Regions from separate parts of the Homo sapiens genome. Here region 2 is linked to region 1. The links are chromatin loops, found by intact Hi-C in ENCODE. Cell type or tissue: OCI-LY7. All regions are shown on one strand. Links, peaks and the distances in the headings refer to the core of each region. The heading gives the core; the rest is flanking DNA. Region 1 holds the start of LOC105377927 (a long non-coding RNA gene). Region 2 overlaps QRSL1 (glutaminyl-tRNA amidotransferase subunit QRSL1).

What was found. Hi-C counts contacts between places; a loop is a spot of excess contacts. Peaks named below come from ENCODE experiments on the same cell type or tissue, not always from the same donor. Only the 100,000 strongest peaks of a DNase experiment are listed, where the experiment ranks them.
Region 2: a loop joins it to region 1, with 5 times the contacts of the local background. A loop is called at or near these places in 3 of 110 quality-filtered maps.

What each region holds. Positions count from the first base shown.
Region 1 is chr6:106,697,699-106,706,987 of GRCh38, forward strand. It overlaps LOC105377927 (a long non-coding RNA gene), which reads left to right and starts at 5,194. Exons shown (of 4, transcript XR_942841.3): 1 at 5,194-5,303; 2 at 5,393-5,552. It overlaps LINC02526 (long intergenic non-protein coding RNA 2526), which reads left to right. Exons shown (of 3, transcript NR_149100.1): 3 at 2,144-2,296. In OCI-LY7, for the core only: no CTCF peak of the experiment used is centred there; DNase peaks (open chromatin) are centred at 4,143, 4,563, 5,073 and 6,003; H3K4me3 peaks cover 2,344 bases; H3K27ac peaks cover 2,500 bases.
Region 2 is chr6:106,643,134-106,652,422 of GRCh38, forward strand. QRSL1 (glutaminyl-tRNA amidotransferase subunit QRSL1) reads left to right here. Exons shown (of 11, transcript NM_018292.5): 5 at 5,892-6,068; 6 at 9,076-9,251. Among named protein-coding and RNA genes, the nearest start is that of QRSL1, 18 kb to the left of the region's middle. In OCI-LY7, for the core only: no CTCF peak of the experiment used is centred there; DNase peaks (open chromatin) are centred at 5,978 and 7,278; H3K4me3 peaks cover 2,340 bases; H3K27ac peaks cover 2,500 bases.

The DNA.
Region 1 (9,289 bases), core at 3,827-6,326:
TTTGACCTTCCTAACTGTGGCATAGCATTCAAATGGGACAGCAGGGGAATCTTTATTCACTTCCTGTGGATATTATGAAACATTTTTTTGTAAGCCACAACTACCTTTTGCTCATAAAGTGGCAAGGTCAGTGTATTCTGTATACTGCCATCGCCCCCTCCCCAAACCAAGAAGGCTATTCAATTTTTGTATCATTTTGAAATGTTTCAACTTCATAATCCTAATCTTGTGGTCTTTCATTAGTCTTACCAAAGATGGTTTCAGCCCCGGAACAAGGAGGGGATCAGTTTAAGGAAGGAACTGTTATCATCCTTGCTTCAAAGTTAAATTATAAACTAAATTCTTCCCGTGGTTAGCCTGGCCTGTGCCCACAACTAAGCAAGGATAGCCAGCCTGTGAGTCTAGAAGCAAGATGGAGGTGGCATGCTAGACTTCTCTCATTGTCATTATCTTTGCAAGGGAGGTTTCAACTCCATTTACAACTTTTTTTTTAGCCATAAAGGAAAGCATTACTCCTGGAGCTAAGAGGCTAAAGGGACTGTGCTAGTTCTCTTGTGCTAGTCCTCACCTCTGCACGGTTGGCGTTTGAGGCCAGATAACTCTGTTGCAGGGACTGTCCTGTGCAATGTAGGATGTTAAGCAGCATCTCTGGCCCTACCCAGTAGATGCCAGTAGCACTTCCCACTCCCACCAACACACACACTAGTGTGAAAATGTCCCCTGGGGAGCAAATCACTCCAGGTTGACATCTGCTGTGTTCAATACATGGAGCAAAAGGCCTACAGGGAACTTTCCCCCTACAATCTCCATCTCTTGCAGGGCTTTCATGCAACTCTCTGCCAATGACTGAATCTTGGTTTACTTGCAGTAATTCTATTCATGTAGCATTCCAAAATAAAATGTATTGAGCATTCACCATATGACAGACTTTTTAGTGAGGGCTTATCACACATTGTTTCATTTAATCCTGACAATACCCTGAGAACAATTGTGAATGATCCCCCATTTTACTTTTTATTTTTATTTATTTATTTATTATTATTATTATTTTTTTTTGAGATGGAGTTTCACTCTTGTTGTGCAGGCTGGAGTGCAGTGGCGCGATCTTGGCTCTCCACCTCCCAGGTTCAAGTGATTTTCCTGCCTCAGCCTCCCGAGTAGCTGGGATTACAGGCATGCGCCACCACGCCTGGCTAATTTTTTCTATTTTTAGTAGAGACGGGGTTTCACTGTGTTGGTTAGGCTGGTCTCAAACTCCCAACCTCAGGTGATTCACTGGGCTCGGCCTCCAAAAGTGCTGGGATTACAGGTGTGAACCACTGCGCCCAGCCTATTTATTTATTTTTGAGACAAAATCTCGCTCTGTTGCCCAGGCTAGAGTGCAATGGCATGATCTCAGCTCACTGCAGCCTCTGCCTCCCGGGTCCAAGCAATTCTCCTGCCTCAGCCTCCCAAGTAGCTGGGATTACAGGTGTGTGCCACCATGCCCGGCTAATTTTTGTATTTTTAGTAGAGACAGGGTTTCACCATGTTGGCCAGGCTGGTCTCGAACTCCTGACCTCAGGTGATCCACACGCGTCGGCCTCCCAAAGTGCTGGGATACAAGCATGAGCCACCGTGCCTGGCCGACCTCCCATTTTAAAAGGAGGAAACGGGCTTGGCAAGGTGAGGTGACTTGCCCTTGATCACCTACAGAGTTGTTGGCACAGCTAGGAATGTAGAGGTGGTGTCCAGAGCCACCCCTTTGACCACAGAATGCCACTGTCCCTTTTCTGCAGACAGTGAAATGGTTAAGTTAGGATTCATAACAATCGGGAAAAAAAAAAAAAAAAAACAGACTTAGTGGGTTTAATGGTTTCTAAAAACTCTTTAAGTCTGTGTAAGTCTGTCTCCTTTCATTGCAATGTTTTTTATAAACACCAGGGGAGCAATAATCATTTGAGCAGTTAAATGGATTTAGGATGGTAAAAATCTATATTTTTTTAGTCTTGAAATTATATCAAATCATTTGCCATTCTCACTGGACTATGGCCCTCCAGCCCCTGCAGCTACCCCTCTTCTCTCCCGCTGCTCCTCAAGCCCCATTACCTACACTTATAGTTTTCTTTTAATTTTCCAAACAAGATTGCATTTTGTATTTCAGATATTAATCCAAGGAACAATACTGACGAATTTCACGGACAAAATACTAAGAAGGAAATCAAGTGAATCAAGCGGAGAAGAAAGACAGTGGAAAAAGAAAACTGAAAATAAAAATATTTTCTAGACCCCTTGAAATAAAGTTTGAAAAACCACAGTGCTTTGCAAAATATCACATTCAATTGCTAGCTAAAAAAAAAATTCATTGGAAGTGCCATTGGGACAGCAGAGGATGAGGAGGTCTGGTAAGGTCTCTGGCTGGTCTTGTAAACCATACCCCAGGGTTGGGGCCAGGGTTTTTAGGCTCAGGCCTCTCTGATATGGTAGGAAGGTATGAAGAGAATCTTTTCATCTATTTTTTAACCATTAATCTTTCTCAATGCAGCAGGAGACCATGGGGGTCCTGGGTCTGGGGGTCTGCTTTTCTTCCGAAGCTCAGCCAGGCTCAGTATCAAGGAGCTGACATCAAGACACTAATTGTGAGGGAAAGGAGAGAACATCTTTAGATAAGCCTACCTGCCCTGTGATTGCCTGTGATGGGGTTCAGGACACACTGGCCCCAAATATGGCACCTTGGCATGGGAGAAAATGGCAGAAGCAGGAAGGTCTCTCTCACCTTCCCCTCGCCCTTCTCCCTTGAATGTTGATGAAGATATGAAATAAGGTTTGCCAAATTACCTGCTGTATTTATGACCTCCCTTGAAGCAGGTCATAAAGCCATCATTCCAGAGATGCCCTCCCCATACCCAGACCAAAGAAGGCTCCTTATTTCTGAAGACACAGGGACACAAAGAGGAATCTGAACAAACAGGCCTTACTAAGTTTTCCCCAGTTAATTCCTATTGGACATGCCCTTTTTCCATTCATACTTCTCCACAAGCATTCACTTCTTCAATGACTTACACAAAAAATATACACAGGTTTAGTCCTTTCTTTGGGTCTTCATTCCTGAAGGCTGCTGTGCCACAGAAAATGTTAATGCTTTTCTCTTGTTAATCTGTCTTTTGTTATAAATGCCTCAGCCATTAATCCAAGATGGAAAAGAAAAATATTCCTTTTTCCTGCTCCTAAGAGCCACCTAATGTGTTGCAGACCAAACCCACAGCAATCCTGTTATCTGGGAGTTCATCTGTGATCTTGATTAGAACTAACATAGGAAATAGATAGATGTGAGTTGCTTCCAGAATAAGATTAGAATATGAAATCACATTTAAAATTTAAAAGCAACATGTTAGCAACGACTCTAACCACAGTTCTCCCTTCTTTTTCAAAACCAGGGGTCTGGTCCAGATCTTGTATTGCCTGAAGAAGGTCCTAGGTACTACCTTTCCTGAAAGAAAGACATGGTACTAAAGCTCCTCCAACCCACCTTTGCTCTTCTCTTACCTCATAAAATAGCGAGCATCAAATTATTTGAGGAAAAGCATTTAAGAATTTTTTTTTTAGGGACAAGTTCTTGCTCTATCGCCCAGATTGGAGTGCAGTGGTGTGATCTCAGCTCACTGCAGCCTCAAACTCCTGGGCTCACGCAATCCTGCCACCTCAGCCTCTTGAATAGCTGGGACTGCAGGCATGCACCACCATGATTGGCCAATGTTTAAATTTTTTTGTAGAGACAAAGTCTCCCTATGTTTCCCAGGCTGGTTTCAAGCTCCTGGGCTCAAGTGATCCTCCCACTTCAGCCTCCCAAAGTGCTAGGATTACAGGCATGAGCCACCATGCCTGGCTGGGTATAAGAATGTCAATATGCTTAGGTTTAGATACAGTTTAGTGTTTTTCAAATGACAGATTGCAATCCCTTAAAGGTTAATAAAATCAATTTGGTAGGTTGCAAACAGCACTTTAAAAACAAAACAAATAAACAAACAAACACACTAGTATCTGATGGTAGATCTTGTCTTGTCTAAAGCCCTGCAGCGTGAGGCATATCCAGAAAAGGTCAACCCTGAGTCCCATCTGGAGGGGCATCCTCTCTAGGTCACCATTTGTCACAGTCAGTTTTAGGGCTTGAGGAAATTTAATTTCCATTTCAGAAACTCACTAATCTAGTTGTGACCAAACTTTTTCCTACCAATCTAACCAAGTTTGCTTATAAACAATCACACTGAGACCACAGCCTTCTTCCCCAACGTAGGTGCAGATGAAATAAAGAAGTTTAGAGCAGTTTTTTCTAACGTGGGCTCTGTAATAAAAACCTGCTACAGTCAAATATTTGAGAAACCCTCCGTACTGTTATCTTCTCTTATAGATTCCTAGCCTATAAAAGAAGAGACCCATTTAACTTTGTTTAACCCGTTATGTCCTAAACTTTTTTGATTGTGGAGTAACCTCTCTTAACAATTCCACTACCCTAGCCTGAGCCCTTAGCCTGATAGCTACTCCCTTTTGGGCTGACTGCAGCTGCCTGCCTCTTAGCTTTGTGACTACTGTCACACAACATACGGTCTTTACTCAGCAGCCCATACTAGGTCCTCACCAATTTCTTGATGGAGTACGAAGTAAGGTTTGCCATATTACCTACTCTACAATTTGGGGACTTTAACCATTGTAAGCCCAATCATCACTCTCACTTCTTAGCTTTTATTTAAAGAGTAAGTTTGTATTCTAAATTGATTTCTACAACTGCTGTTTATGGAATTAAGATGAATCCAGTGGTGGTCAGCTGATCACTGTGGGTGAAGTCTGTTGGTTGCTTTTTACAGTATTTTATGTTCCTTCTTCTCTTGCTTCCTGTGTGCTGTGCTGTGAAGCATGACAGAGCACCTGCCTGTGTGTGCACAGCACCGTGAACTCAATCTTTCAGTCACTTTCTTTTCTTTTCATGTTTAAATAAGAGATAAGCCACGTTGGCCAGGGCATGTGGACTCTCCATGGAGTTCACTAACAAACCGAATTTATGTATCGTTGCAAAATAGTCAACACTCCAGTCTGTTAGAAACAGGTGCCAAGAGAGGAAATGTTTAATATTTTCCACGTGGCATGGGCTCTGTCAGACAGTGTTTCCAACCAGAGTCTGTTTTCGCAGTTAAATCATAGGTTCAGAGTCTTCCTTTTGCCTCAAGAGTCTGTCTGGTGGCTGGCTCGCAGCTAGCTTCTGCACAATCCCCTCACTCTGACCCTGCATCTTCAATGCCGCCATTCTGCCAAACCGCTGCTACTTCTGGGTGAAAACCTAGTTCTAGCTCCCTCCAGAGTTAGCTGGTTTGGCTATTTGAAAGCTACTCCTTCAATGAACCGTTCTTTGTCATTTCAGAAATGAACCCTGCTTTCCAGCATTTGGGCTGGACAGGGTTCTCCAGGCTTGCTAACTACAGCAGCTGTTTTCTGTCCCCAGTAAGAGCCAGGGTGACATACCTACCTGCCCAGAGCCACCCTTGACAGGAGACTCAGGGAGAAGTGCCCCCAGGACCAAAGTAAGTAGTGCCATGGCCCAGACTTCCTCTTAGCCCATCCTGCTTCTTCCTCATCCCCTACTTCTCATCCTCTCTGTTTTAATTTCTACTTATTAATATTTTCTTCCCACATATTTAAACAGCTCCCACCAAGGAAATAATGTCAGATGTGTTGCTTTTTCAACTGATGGGTTCTAATCATCATGTTACCAAATTCTGCACATCCTTGCCAAGTAAGGCTTGGCTCTCTAAAGGTTTAGTTTGTTCTTTCTATCAATAAGTATTGCCTCTAACTACGTACTAAAGAGTTCTAGACTCTATGTACCAGACACAATGCTTGCCCTTGTGCTTATCTGCTAATAAGGAAGACAGATAATAAACAAGCAAAACATATAGAATGTTAGCGATAAATGCTCCGGAGAGAGAATAAAGCAGTGATGGTGGGTTGGCGACAGGGGTGGGGCTGAGATTCTAGATGGGGTGGCCAGGGAAGGGGAAGTCCTCTCTGACAAAATGGTATCTGCAAGACCCTTAAAGAAGAGCCGGAGAGAGATGTGTTGGGGAAGCACGTTCCAGGTGATGGATTTCAGGACATATTTTCCCAAAGTATGAACCTTGGAATTAAAGAAAACAGCAGAAGCAGAAGACCTCGCCTGAAGCAGGTCAAATTAAACCTAGGAAGGATTTTTCTGACTTTCCCCTGAAGCAGGTCATAAGACCCTCATTCAAGAGGTACCCTTCCTATACGCAGAGGAAAGGGACATCCTTATCTCTGAAGACCCAGGGACACACGGAAAAATTTGAGCAAAGAACCCTTGCTAAGTTTCCCCCAGTTTATTAGCATTAGGTCATATTTCCTTTGTCCAATCATACTTCTCCATCAAACTAAGCATAAAAAACACACGGGTTTACCTGTTTCTTTGGGTCTTCATTTTCTTATGAAGTCTCCCATGCCATGTAAAACTTATACTAAATACATTTTTATACTTTTCTCTTATTAATCTGTCTTCTATTATAGGGGCCTCAGCTGTGAACCTAAGATGGGAAGGAAAGACATTTATTTTCCTCTACATAGGTCTAGGGGCCATCCTATGCCAAGGTCCTGGGGTGGGAATATGCCCGGGAAGATTAGTGTGGAGGGGGTAGCAGGCTGCTGTGACGATTAAATGTGCATGATGTGCCTGGCATATAGATAGCACTTAATAAGTGGTAGCTATAATTATGAGTCACTCATCAGTTGTTTATGGTTTGATTCATAGAAACAGGTGCATAATTATCTGATTAAGTAGGCCCAAGTCTGTTTCTTGGCTTCAAGAGGAGTGTTCAAGCCTGGGCGTGGTGGCTCATGCCTGTAATCCCAGCACTTTGGGAGCCAAGGTGGGTGGATCACCTGAGGTCAGGAGTTCACCATGTGTGGCCAACATGGTGAAATCCCATCTCTATTAAAAATACAAAAATTAGCAATGCATGGTGGCGCACACCTGTAGTCCCAGCTACTTGGGAGGCTGGGGCAGGAGAATTGCTTGAACCCAGGAGGCGGAGGTTGCAGTGAGCCGAGATCGCACCACTGCACTCCAGCCTGGGCCACAGAATGAGACTCTGTCTAAAAAAACAAACAAACAAACAAACAAACAAAAAAGGAAGAATGTTCAGCGTGATCCCAGCATCCATCCCATCAACATTCCTAGTTTTTCTCCATCAGAAAGGTAATGAGGCCATTGCCCACGCAAAAAATATGTTGATGAGAGGATTTCCTTTACCTACCACGGAGCAGTCATTCTCACAGTGTGGCCCCTTAAGCATCAGCATCAGCATCACCTGGGAACTTGTTAGAAATGCAGATTCTCAAGCTGCACCCAGATCTACAGAATCAGAAACTCTGGAATGGGGCTTGGCTATCAGTGTTTAAAACACTGGGTGATTCTGACGTGTGCTAAACTTTAAGAACGACTGCCTAGAGTTTCTCTGTTCTCAAAGGCAGGGGGAAGCTTCATTATGTCACTCAGTCATTTCCTTTGCCCTCTATGGAGTAGTTACTGAAACGCCAGGGATTTGGTCTAGGTCCTGTTGCTCGCTGCACAGAAAGCCAATCACTGAGTATTGCCAGGGAAGAAGGCTTTATTCAGGTGCTGCAGCGATGGAGAATGGAAGATCAGTTTCAAATTTGTCTCCTCAGCTGACTAAAATTCGGAGTCTATATAGCAGGGAAGAAATGCAACTAAGTGTGGGAAAACAGGAATGAGGGAGGGGATAAGGAAGAAGAGCTGATCCACAGGCAGCAGTTAGGCAATCATGATGGGCAAGGGGTCTGGTGTTTCCCAGATGTGGTGACTGGGTAAGTTTCCATTCCTTGACTCTATCTGGGAGGCCTGATGGCTGGTGTCCTGAGAAAAAAGAACTCAGGTTAGACAAATGTAAGTTTCTCAAGTTTTAAGATTGGGAGGATCAATTTCTGTGTTTATTCAAAAGAAACCATAAACATAAGTTCTATGGAACCAGTGCGCCCATTTGAGAACCACGTTATGAGAAGGACACTTTGTTCTTATTGCTGTTATTTTAAGTTTCCTGAGATGCTCTCTGGCTCTGTATGGTTGTTACTCACCAGGATCTCTAGAGACAGCCCATCTCCCTCCCTAGATTGATGTCACCAAATTCTGAATGAAAACAACTCCAGGTAGGCTCTGAGACCCACCCAGAGGATTTCCTCTACCCTGGTTACTTCCTCCAGCATTTGCAAAAATGGTCCTGATCACCTTGGAGAACTATTTTGATTGTTGTTATTATGGAATTTAAACAAAAACAACAAACAATAAACTTTCAAAACCAGCTTCAGGTTTTCAGACAAGACCCAGAATTTATTCCTTTCCCTGTCCCAGGATGATGTTATCTTGCTATGTTCTGTGAATCAGATGGAGCATGATGCTCCAGGAACCAGGGCCACTTCCAGTAACCTTTCCAGCATTGAGAGGCCAAGTGGCCTAACTTTTCCATAGGAAATGGTGCAGTTGACTTATGAAACAACCCTGCTGGTCCTGCATTGGACTGACTCGGGGAAGGGTGGGCTGGAGGCAGAATGGAAAGGAAGGGTCTCTGGAAATCTGATTTATTGCTCCTTAGTTCAAACCCTTCTGGTAATTACTGTTGGTATAAGTTGGCATTCTCAAAATTACCCCAAAATGGAATTACCTGGGGTTCTGTTTAAAATGTCAATTTTGGGGACTCCAAGTGCTTCTAATGCAAGTGGTCCTTCACATTTTTGGAAATATAGGAAGGATATGGCCTAAATTTCTTAACTTCACAGGAAAAGTTTCTTCATGATGCAGGGGCTGCTACTTCTCTAGAACAATCTCTTACCAGCCTCCTTTTGCCATTTAGAATAATATTTGTTCTTTTTTTTGGTAGTCTTTTACATATTTTATTTTATTTTATTTTATTTTATTTTATTTTACTTTAAGTTCTAGGATACATGTGCAGAATGTGCAGGTTTGTATATATATATGCAGGTTTGTATATACCTATACATAGGTATATATGTGCCATGGTGGTTTGCTGCACCTATCAACCTGTCATGTAGGTTTTAAGCCCCACATGCATTAGGTATTTTTCCTAATGTTCTCCTTCACCTTGCCCCCACCCCCCAACAGGCTCCCCGTGTGTGTTGTTCCCCTTCCTGTGTCCATGTGTTCTCTTTTTTCAACTCCCACTTATGAGTGAGAACATGCAGTATTTGGTTTTCTGTTCCTTTGTTAGGTTGCTGA
Region 2 (9,289 bases), core at 4,842-7,341, 54 kb before region 1:
CCTTTATTTTCACTAAATGTAGTTACCTAAAAGGATTGAGGATCTAATGCCAGTTTCTTAGTCCCTCTGTGAGATTATGTTATGTTGTTTAATAGATATATAGTCATCTCTAATTTTGCTTTTGGCTTGTATTTCCCTGATGACTAATAATGTTAAACATCTTTTCATGTGTTTATTTTGCCATCCCTATGTCTTCATCAGTGAAGTAGCTTTTCAAATTCTGTGCCCATTTTTTGAAATTGGGTCATCTTATTATTGAGTTGTAAGAATCCTTTCTGGCTCATGACTGTAATCGCAGCACTTTGGGAGTCCGAGGCAGGTGGATCAACTGAGGTAGGGAGTTCGAGGCCAACCTGACCAACATGGAGAAACCCCGTCTCTACTAAAAACACAAAAATTGCCTGGGTGTGGTGGCGCATGCCTGTAATCCCAGCTACTTGGGAGGCTGAGGCGGGAGAATCGCTTGAACCCGGGAGGCGGAGGTTGCAGTGAGCCGAGATCGCGCCATTGCACTCCAGCCTGGGCTACAAGAGTGCAACTCTGTCTCAAAAAAAAAAAAAAAGAATTCTTTCATATATTTTGGATTCAAATCCATTATCAGATAGGTGCTGATTTGCAAATATTTTCTTCAAGTCTCTGGTTTATCTTTTTATTCTCTGAACATGCCTTTCAAAGAGTAAAAGTTCTTAATTTTGATAAAGTCCAGTTTATCAATTTTTTTCTTTTTTCTCTTCTTTTCATTCTTTTTTTTTTTTGAGACAGAGTTTTGCTCTTGTCATCCACGCTGGAATGCAATGGTGCGATCTCGGCTCGCTGCAGCCTCCGCCTCCCAGCTTCAAGCGATTCTCCTGACTCAGCCTCCCAAGTAGCTGGGACTACAGGCATGCCCCACCATTCCCAGCTAAGTTTTGTATTTTTAGTAGAGATTGGGTGTCGCCATGTTGGCCAGGGTGCTCTTGAACTCCTGACCTCAGATGATCCACCTGCCTTGGCCTCTCAAAGTGCTGGGATTACAGGCATGTGCCACCACGCCCGGCCTTCTTTTCTTTCTTTCCTTTTGTTTTCTTCCTTTCATATAGACAGGGTCTCACTGGGTTTCCCAGGCTGATCTCAAACTCCTGGACTCAAACTGTGCTCCCAGCTTGGTCCAGCAAAGTGTTGGGAGGCAAAAGCAACTGTGCCAGGCCCATTTTTTCCTTTATTTTTTAAAGATGGGGTTTATCTGTGTTACCCAGGCTGGTCTTGAACTCCTGGCATCAAGTGATCCTCTGACCTCATCCTTCCGAGCAGCTGGGACTGCAAGCACACATCACCTCACCTGGCTGAATTTTTTTCTTTTATGATTCATGTGTCCTAAGAAATCTTTTTTGTTTGTTTGTTTGTTTTTTGTTTTTTGAAGCACAGTTGTGCTCTTGTTGCTCAGGCTGGAGTGCTTGGAGTGCAATGGCACGATCTCGGCTCACTACAACCTCCGCCTCCCAGGTTCAAGCGATTCTCCTGCCTCAGCCTCCCGAGTAGTTGGGATTACAGGCACGCACCACCGGGCCCAGCTAATTTTGTATTTTTAGTAGAGATGGGGTTTCACCGCGTTGGCCAGGCTGGTCTCAAACTCCTGACCTCAGGTGATCTGCCCGCCTGGTCTCCCAAAGTGCTGGGATCATAGACGTGAGCCATCGTGCCTGGCCAAGAAATCTTTACCTAACAAAGGTCACAAAGAATTTTTTCCTAGAAGTTTTATAGTCTTAGCTCTTACATTTAGATCTGTTATTCACTTCGAATTAGATTTTCGTATATAGTATGAATAAAGTCCATTTATTCAACATATGGATGTCCATTAACTCCAGCACTAATAATAAAAAAGATTATCCTTTTCTTGTTGAATGATCTTAGGTTTTTTTGTCAAGAATCAAGCACATTCAGTAGGTCTGTTTCTGGACTCTGTTGCATCTCTGTTTATTCCAGTGTCACACCATCTTGATTATTATAGCTTTATAGTAAGCCTTGAAATTATGTAGTAAGAGTCTTCTAACTTTGTTCTTCTTTTTCAAAATCATTTTACATAATCTAGATCTGTTATATTCTGATATGTTTTAGAATAAGCTTGCTAATTTCTACAAACAAGTTTAATGGGATTTTGATTGTGATTGTGTTGAATTTATAGATCAACTTGGAAAGAATCGGCATCATAATACATGTCTTCTCATACATTTTGTTTTACTCTGGAATGTTTTTATGATTTCCTGCATATAAATTGTACATATAATTTGATTTATTCGTGTGTTTTATGTTTCTTTTCTTTTTTTTTTTGAGACAGAATCTCACTCTGTCACCCAGACTGGAGTGCAATGGTGCAATCTCGGCTCACTGCAACCTCTGCCTCCTGGGTTCAAGAGATTCTCCTGCCTCAGCCTCCTGAGTAGCTGGGACTACAGGCACATGCCACCACGCCCGGCTAATTTTTGTATTTTTAGTAGAGACAGTGTTTCACCATATTGGCCAGGCTGGTCTCAAACTCCTGACCTTGTGATCCGCCCGCCTCGTCCTCCCAAAGTGTTGGGATTATAGGCGTGAGCCACCGCCCCCAGCCATGTTTCTTAATGCTATAGAAAATTGTATTTTTTTCAGTTTCTAATTGTTTATTGCTAGTACATTGAAACATAATTGATTTTTCTATATTGACCTTTTATCCCATGACCTTGTTAAAGCTTGCTTATTAGTTCTAGTTGATCTTTGTGGATTCTGTGGAATATTTTATGTAGCAAATTGTGTAGTCTACAAATAGAGTTAGTCTTATTTCTTCTTCTTGCCTTACTGCACCAGTGAGGGCCTTAGGTGCAATGTTGAATAGAAGTGGTGAGAGCAGATTTCCTTGCCTTGATCTTGATCTTAGGGAACAGCAGTCTTTCACCAAAAGTACTTTATACTTACCCTTTTATGACACTTGTCACATTTGTAATATTTGCTTGGTCATTGTTCTCTGTTTCATAGAAACAAGAGTCCTTGCGTGTATAGTTCAGAGTGGTATATCTTGGAATTCATTATATATATGTTGAATGAACTAATCCATGAGAGTATATTTGAACAAAGGCTTTCAGGAAATTGCCTTCATCAGCTGATCAAAATTAACATCACCAGTGAGGGTGAAGTGGACGTTATGTGCCTCCAGATGTAATTGTCTGAGGATACAATATCACCTATGTAATATTCCAGCTGAGAATGTGTAAGCTGACTCTAATAATGGGGAAACAAAAGATAAATCCAAAATGAGAACCATTCTATTAAAATATCATATGAAAACAAAAAAAGGGCTGTGAAAATCTTCCAGGATAAGAGATAAAGAAAGTAAAACCTAACATCATAAAACTCAAGAAAATGTAGGGGATGCTGGGCCTGGTGGCTCATGCCTGTTATCTCAGCACTGTGGGAAACTGAGGCAGTAGGATTGCTTGAGCCCAGGAGTCCTAGATCAGCCTGGGCAACATAGTGAGGCCCTGTCTCTACAGAAAAAAAAAATTAAAAAAAACAGGGAAAAGTATTAGTGACCTTGAATTAGTCAGAGTTCTTTTAGATAGGACACATGAAGCACAAATCCACTTAAAAAATTGATAGACTTGGCCGGGCACGGTGGCTCACACCTGTAATCCCAGCACTTTGGGAGGCCGAGGCAGGTGGATCACAAGGTCAGGAGATTGAGACCATCCTGGCTAACACAGTGAAACCCTGTCTCTACTAAAAATACAAAAAATTAGCCGGGCGTGGTGGCGAGCGCCTGTAGTCCCCGCTACTCAGGAGGCTGAGGCAGGAGAATGGCATGAACCCGGGAGGCAGAGGTTGCAGTGAGCCGAAATCACGCCACTGCACTCCAGCCTGGGTGACAGAGCAAGACTCCTTCTCAAAAAAAAAAAAAAAAAAAAAAAAAAAATTAATAGACTTCATTAAAATTAAGAACTTCTGTACTTTGAAATATGCTACTAAAAAAGTGAAAACGCAAGCCACAGACTGAGAGAAAAATATTTGCAAAACATGTATCTCAGAAAGAACCGATATCCAAAATACATAGAACATTTCACACCTCAATAAGAAAACAAGCAACCCTATTTTTAAAAAATGAACAAAAGATTTAAGAAGACGTTTCATCAGAGATTAAAACATAGTTGACAAACACATGAAACAATGCTTAATATCGTTGATCATTAGTGGAATTCAAAATTAAAATCACAGTGAGCTTGGGCACAGTGGCCCACACCTGTAATCTCAGCACTTTGGGAGGCCAAGGCATGGTAGTGGATGCCTGTAGTCCCAGCTACTCGAGAGGCATGAGAATCGCTTGAACCTGGATCACTTGAAACCGGGAGGCGGAGCTTGCAGTGAGCCAAGATCATGCCACTGCACTCCAGCCTGGGCAATAGAGCGAGACTGTCTCAAAAAAAAAAAAAAAAGAGAGAGACAATGATAATTAAATGGAAGACCTGACTCTAGATTTGATCCAGGAAGGAGATAAAATGCCATAAAGTACTTTTTTTTTTTTTTTTTTTGAGATGGAGTCTCGCTCTGTCACCCAGGCTAGAGTGCAGTGGCGCGATCTCGGCTCACTGCAAGCTCCGCCTCCCGGGTTCACACCATTCTTCTGCCTCAGCCTCCCGAGTAGCTGGGACTACAGGCGCCCGCCACCACGCCCGGCTAATTTTTTGTATTTTTAGTAGAGATGGGGTTTCACCGTGTTATCCAGGATGGTCTCGATCTCCTGACCTCGTGTTCCGCCCTCCTCGGCCTCCCAAAGTGCTGGGATTACAGGCGTGAGCCACTGCACCCAGCCAAAGTACATTATTGAATCAGTTGACAGAATTGAATTACATACAGTAGATTCGATAAAAGTATTGTAGGCCGGGCGTGGTGGCTCACCCCTGTAATCCCAGCACTTTGGGAGGCCAAGGCGGGTGGATTACGAGGTCAAGAGATTGAGACCATCCTGGCCAACGTGGTGAAACCCCGTCTCTACTGAAAATACAAAAATTAGCCCGGCGTGATGGCACGCACCTGTAGTCCCAGCTACTCGGGAGGCTGAGGCAGGAGAATTGCTTGAATCTGGGAGGCGGAGGTTGCAGTGAGCCGAGATCGCGCCACTGCACTCCAGACTGCCAGTAGAGCGAGACTCGTCTCAAAAAAGAAAAAAAAAATTATTGTATTGATATTAATGTTACTGAGATTGATAACTATACTGTGACTGTATAATGTGATATCCTTATTGTTAGGAAATACACACTAAAGTATTTAGGGATAAAGGGCTATGATATACATGTAAGTTACCCTTAAGATACCCTTAAGTTTCTATCATACTTTGTGTATATATGTACATATGTACAAACGTACACAGAGCACACAAGTAGTAAAGCAAAGGGATAAAATGTTGACCGTAGGTATGTCTGGGTAAAGGGTATAAAGTGCTTTATATGTTATTTTTATTTTTGCAATTTATCTGAGAATAAAATCATTTCAAAAATTTAAGTTATTAGCATTCCACTTGTAATGTTTTTCATAGAACTTCTGGTTCAGAAGTTCTTAACTGTTTGAATGTAACCCTTTTCAGCTGGAAGACCTTGATTCACAAGGGAAATCATCTTCAGTTGAATTGGATGATCAAAAGAGGCAAAATCTTTTCTTAGCAGATTAGCTTTGTCTATTTTCTACCACAAATGCTCTTCCTTCCCATCCTCCGCAACTGTCAATTAATGAAAGCTACATCTGAACAGGCTTCCCACCTTTTTCAATTCAAGCTACAGTGGGTTCTTAAATGCTCAATGAGTGTCAGAAGCAAATAATATACTCAGAAGATGAAATTTTCACATAAAATGAAAGTTTTACTAAGGTATCTTGCTTCACTTCGTCATCAGATCTGGGAGCACAGATGGTGTATTTGGACCAGTTAAAAACCCCTGGAGTTATTCAAAACAATATAGAGAAAAGAGGAAGCAGAATCCCCACAGCGAGAATGAAGATTCAGACTGGCTGATAACTGGAGGAAGCTCAGGTGGGAGTGCAGCTGCTGTATCGGCGTTCACATGCTACGCGTAAGATGCTTTTCTCTATCTGTATTTTAAAACCCACCCAAATACAAACAGTCATAAACTGTATCCAGCAATAGAGTAGTTCATATCCTGGTATTTTTCTTTCTAGTGAGCTATATGTGCTCAAAGGTATATCAAAATTATATCTTGAGTTGCACTCAACTGTACAGTACACTATGTATATTTAATACTTTTAACTTTAAAATAACAAATTTTTCTCCATAGTATCTGGTTCTCTTAAAATATGATTTTGTGGATCTTGCAGAATAAAGCATCGAACATAAATGAACTTCATTGCATTTCATTTTTAAATAATTTGAGTGTGTGCTCACTGATTATACAAATATTTAGGGACTAACATACAATGGCTTTAGTTGAGTGCTGCTGAACTAAACTGTTGGTAATGTTTATCCTTCAGCAAGATCAATCTTTTGAAAAAAAAGAAAAAATGCTAATATGTATTAATAAGATATTTTAAATAGTGTTTTCAGGAATCTGCAATTAAAAATGTACATCAGTAAGTAAAGTTTTTTCAAGCTTGTTAGGTGCTGATTCTGTTTATCTATCATACTTTGTATTTGGTAAGAATCCATTGATCATATTTTCAGTTCCATTTGTAAAGCATTTCTTAACTACCCAAAGAAAAGAAAGTAAATATGGCTGTTGCTGTGTTTATCAGTCTCAATTTAATCAAAATGAATGTGTTTCTTTAGTAATAGTTTTGTATTTTATCTCCCCTTAATTATCCATTAAAACTAAGTTCTTTCACACACATTGCAATCCATAAATCATTTATATTTTTTTAGAGCTATGGAGATGTGAGTTCTACAGATTTTTTTTCAGTTTTCCTAAAATCTTATTAACAAGTAAAACCATTTCATTTTATCTCTGTGAAATTTTATAGCATTGCATTAATATTAATGTGAGTTCTGACAAGTTAGGACTGCAGGATTAGGTGCTTTTTTTCTGTCCTCATCATCCCACTTAGTGTTCATCTTTCTGAATGTGCTTTTTAGTAGATGGCATTTTGACACATAATTCCTATGGAAATGTAAGTTTTACTTTTACATAGCCGTCAGTGAATGCTAATAAGAAAATGTATCTTTTAAAATTGTGAAAGCAACAGTCTGATTTTGTAGCTTAACTTGACACTGTAAGAAAGGAAATCTAATTTGCATTTTCTGTAGGGCACAAGTGCCATGTTATTGTTAGGAGCATTGTTCAGTCCAAAGCTTCACTTTAAATATAAGCAACAGAAGTACAGACCAAAAATAACTTCAGATTGAATGTATCTCAAACTGTAAAGTGTTCTGCTTTTGTTTCCTTATTTTTGATTTGTTTACCCCTTTTTGATTTGTTTACCCCTTTTTGATTTGTTTCTTTTACAATAGCTTTTAAAATAGGAAGATTCCTGGAGTACTGTGCAGCCACTAAAAAGAATAAGTTAGAGCACTATGCAATGACATGGAAAAATAACCAAGATAAATTGTTAAGTGAAAAATAAGTTGCAGAACCCATTTCTGTTAAAAGTAACAATTGCATAGGTATATATGTCAGTCATTGCATGGAAGTACTGCATGTCTGGATGAATGCATGTCAGAACTGGTAACGGTTATTGTGGGGGCTGTGATTCTAAGAGTAATCTTACTTTATACATCATATAGTTATATAATATTTTAATTTTTATAGTAGATATGTACTGTTCTACAGCACAACTTCTGTTTTCCTGAAATGGTTTTTTAATTGTGGTAAAATGCACATAACATAAAATGTACCAGCCTAACCATTTTTAAAAGTACAGTTCAAAAGTATTAAAAACATGCAATCAGTCTTCAGAACACTTTTCATCTTGCAACGCTAAAACTGTGTACCCTTCAACCCTCTCCCAGCCCTGGTAACCACCTTCTACTTTGTGTCTTATGAATTTGATTACTCTAGTTATCTCATGTACGTGGTGTCATGTAGTATTTGTCTTTCTGTGACTGGCTTATTTCATTTAGCATAATGTCCTCCAGGTCCGTTTTTTGTTTTTTTAAAATAAGAACAACACAAACTCTGTAGGTAACTGGGTAAAGAAATGAACAGTCACTTTGTAGTTGAGTAATGCATGTATAAATAAGTGTGCAAAATTATTTAAAATGCACATTAATAAAAACTTTTTGGTTATCACACTAACAATTTTAAAAATTACTAGTACTCAGTGACGGTACTGAAACTTTAAAACACAATCTGACTCACTGCAACTAGGGATATAAATTGGCATAATCTTTCTGACAAGTAATTTGACAGCATATATCAGAAACTTATGTGCACTAAGTCTACTTCTTGGAAGCTAGCCTAAAAAGTACTCACACATAAGCAAAAATTTATGTTCAGAGATTTTCATAACAAAGTTATTTATTAAATAGTTATTCTAGTTAGAAACAACGTAAGAGTTTAAATTATTAAACATCTCAATCCATGATTCTAAATGGGGTGGGTAGCAAAGGGCTGTATCTGAATTTCTAGGAGGGGCGTATTTAGTCTGTAAAAGCATACTGCAAAATTGCCATTAATTTGATTTGTTTTCAATATCAACATCAGAAGAAAGTGCAAGATTTATATGTATATTGAAAGGAGAATGGACTTTAAAATACCAGGAATCACGAATTTATATGATGGAATATTACATATACTTTACATTTTCAGGAATTTTAATGACATAGTAAAAAGCTAATGTTAAAAAAGGGATGGAAACTCATGATTACAGAATTATCTCAACGGTGAAAAAAATGCATTTTTAAAAAGACTTGAACTTAATATGCCAAAATGTTAACAGTGTTTTCCTCTGGGTATTGGAATATTGAGTACCTAAAGTTTTCTGTACTTTATGAATTCTCTGAGATGAACATGTGTTACTTTTGTGTAATCAGAGGAAAATACAGTTTAAAAATATACAATTGAAAGGGTAGATTCCAAATATAATTAGAGATATATCATTCTTCTAAAGATAATTCCATTTAAATTCCAGGGCTTTAGGATCAGATACAGGAGGATCGACCAGAAATCCTGCTGCCCACTGTGGGCTTGTTGGTTTCAAACCAAGCTATGGCTTAGTTTCCCGTCATGGTCTCATTCCCCTGGTGAATTCGATGGATGTGCCAGGAATCTTAACCAGATGTGTGGATGATGCAGCAATTGTGTTGGGTATTTATATAATTCTATATCATTTGCAACAGCTTCTC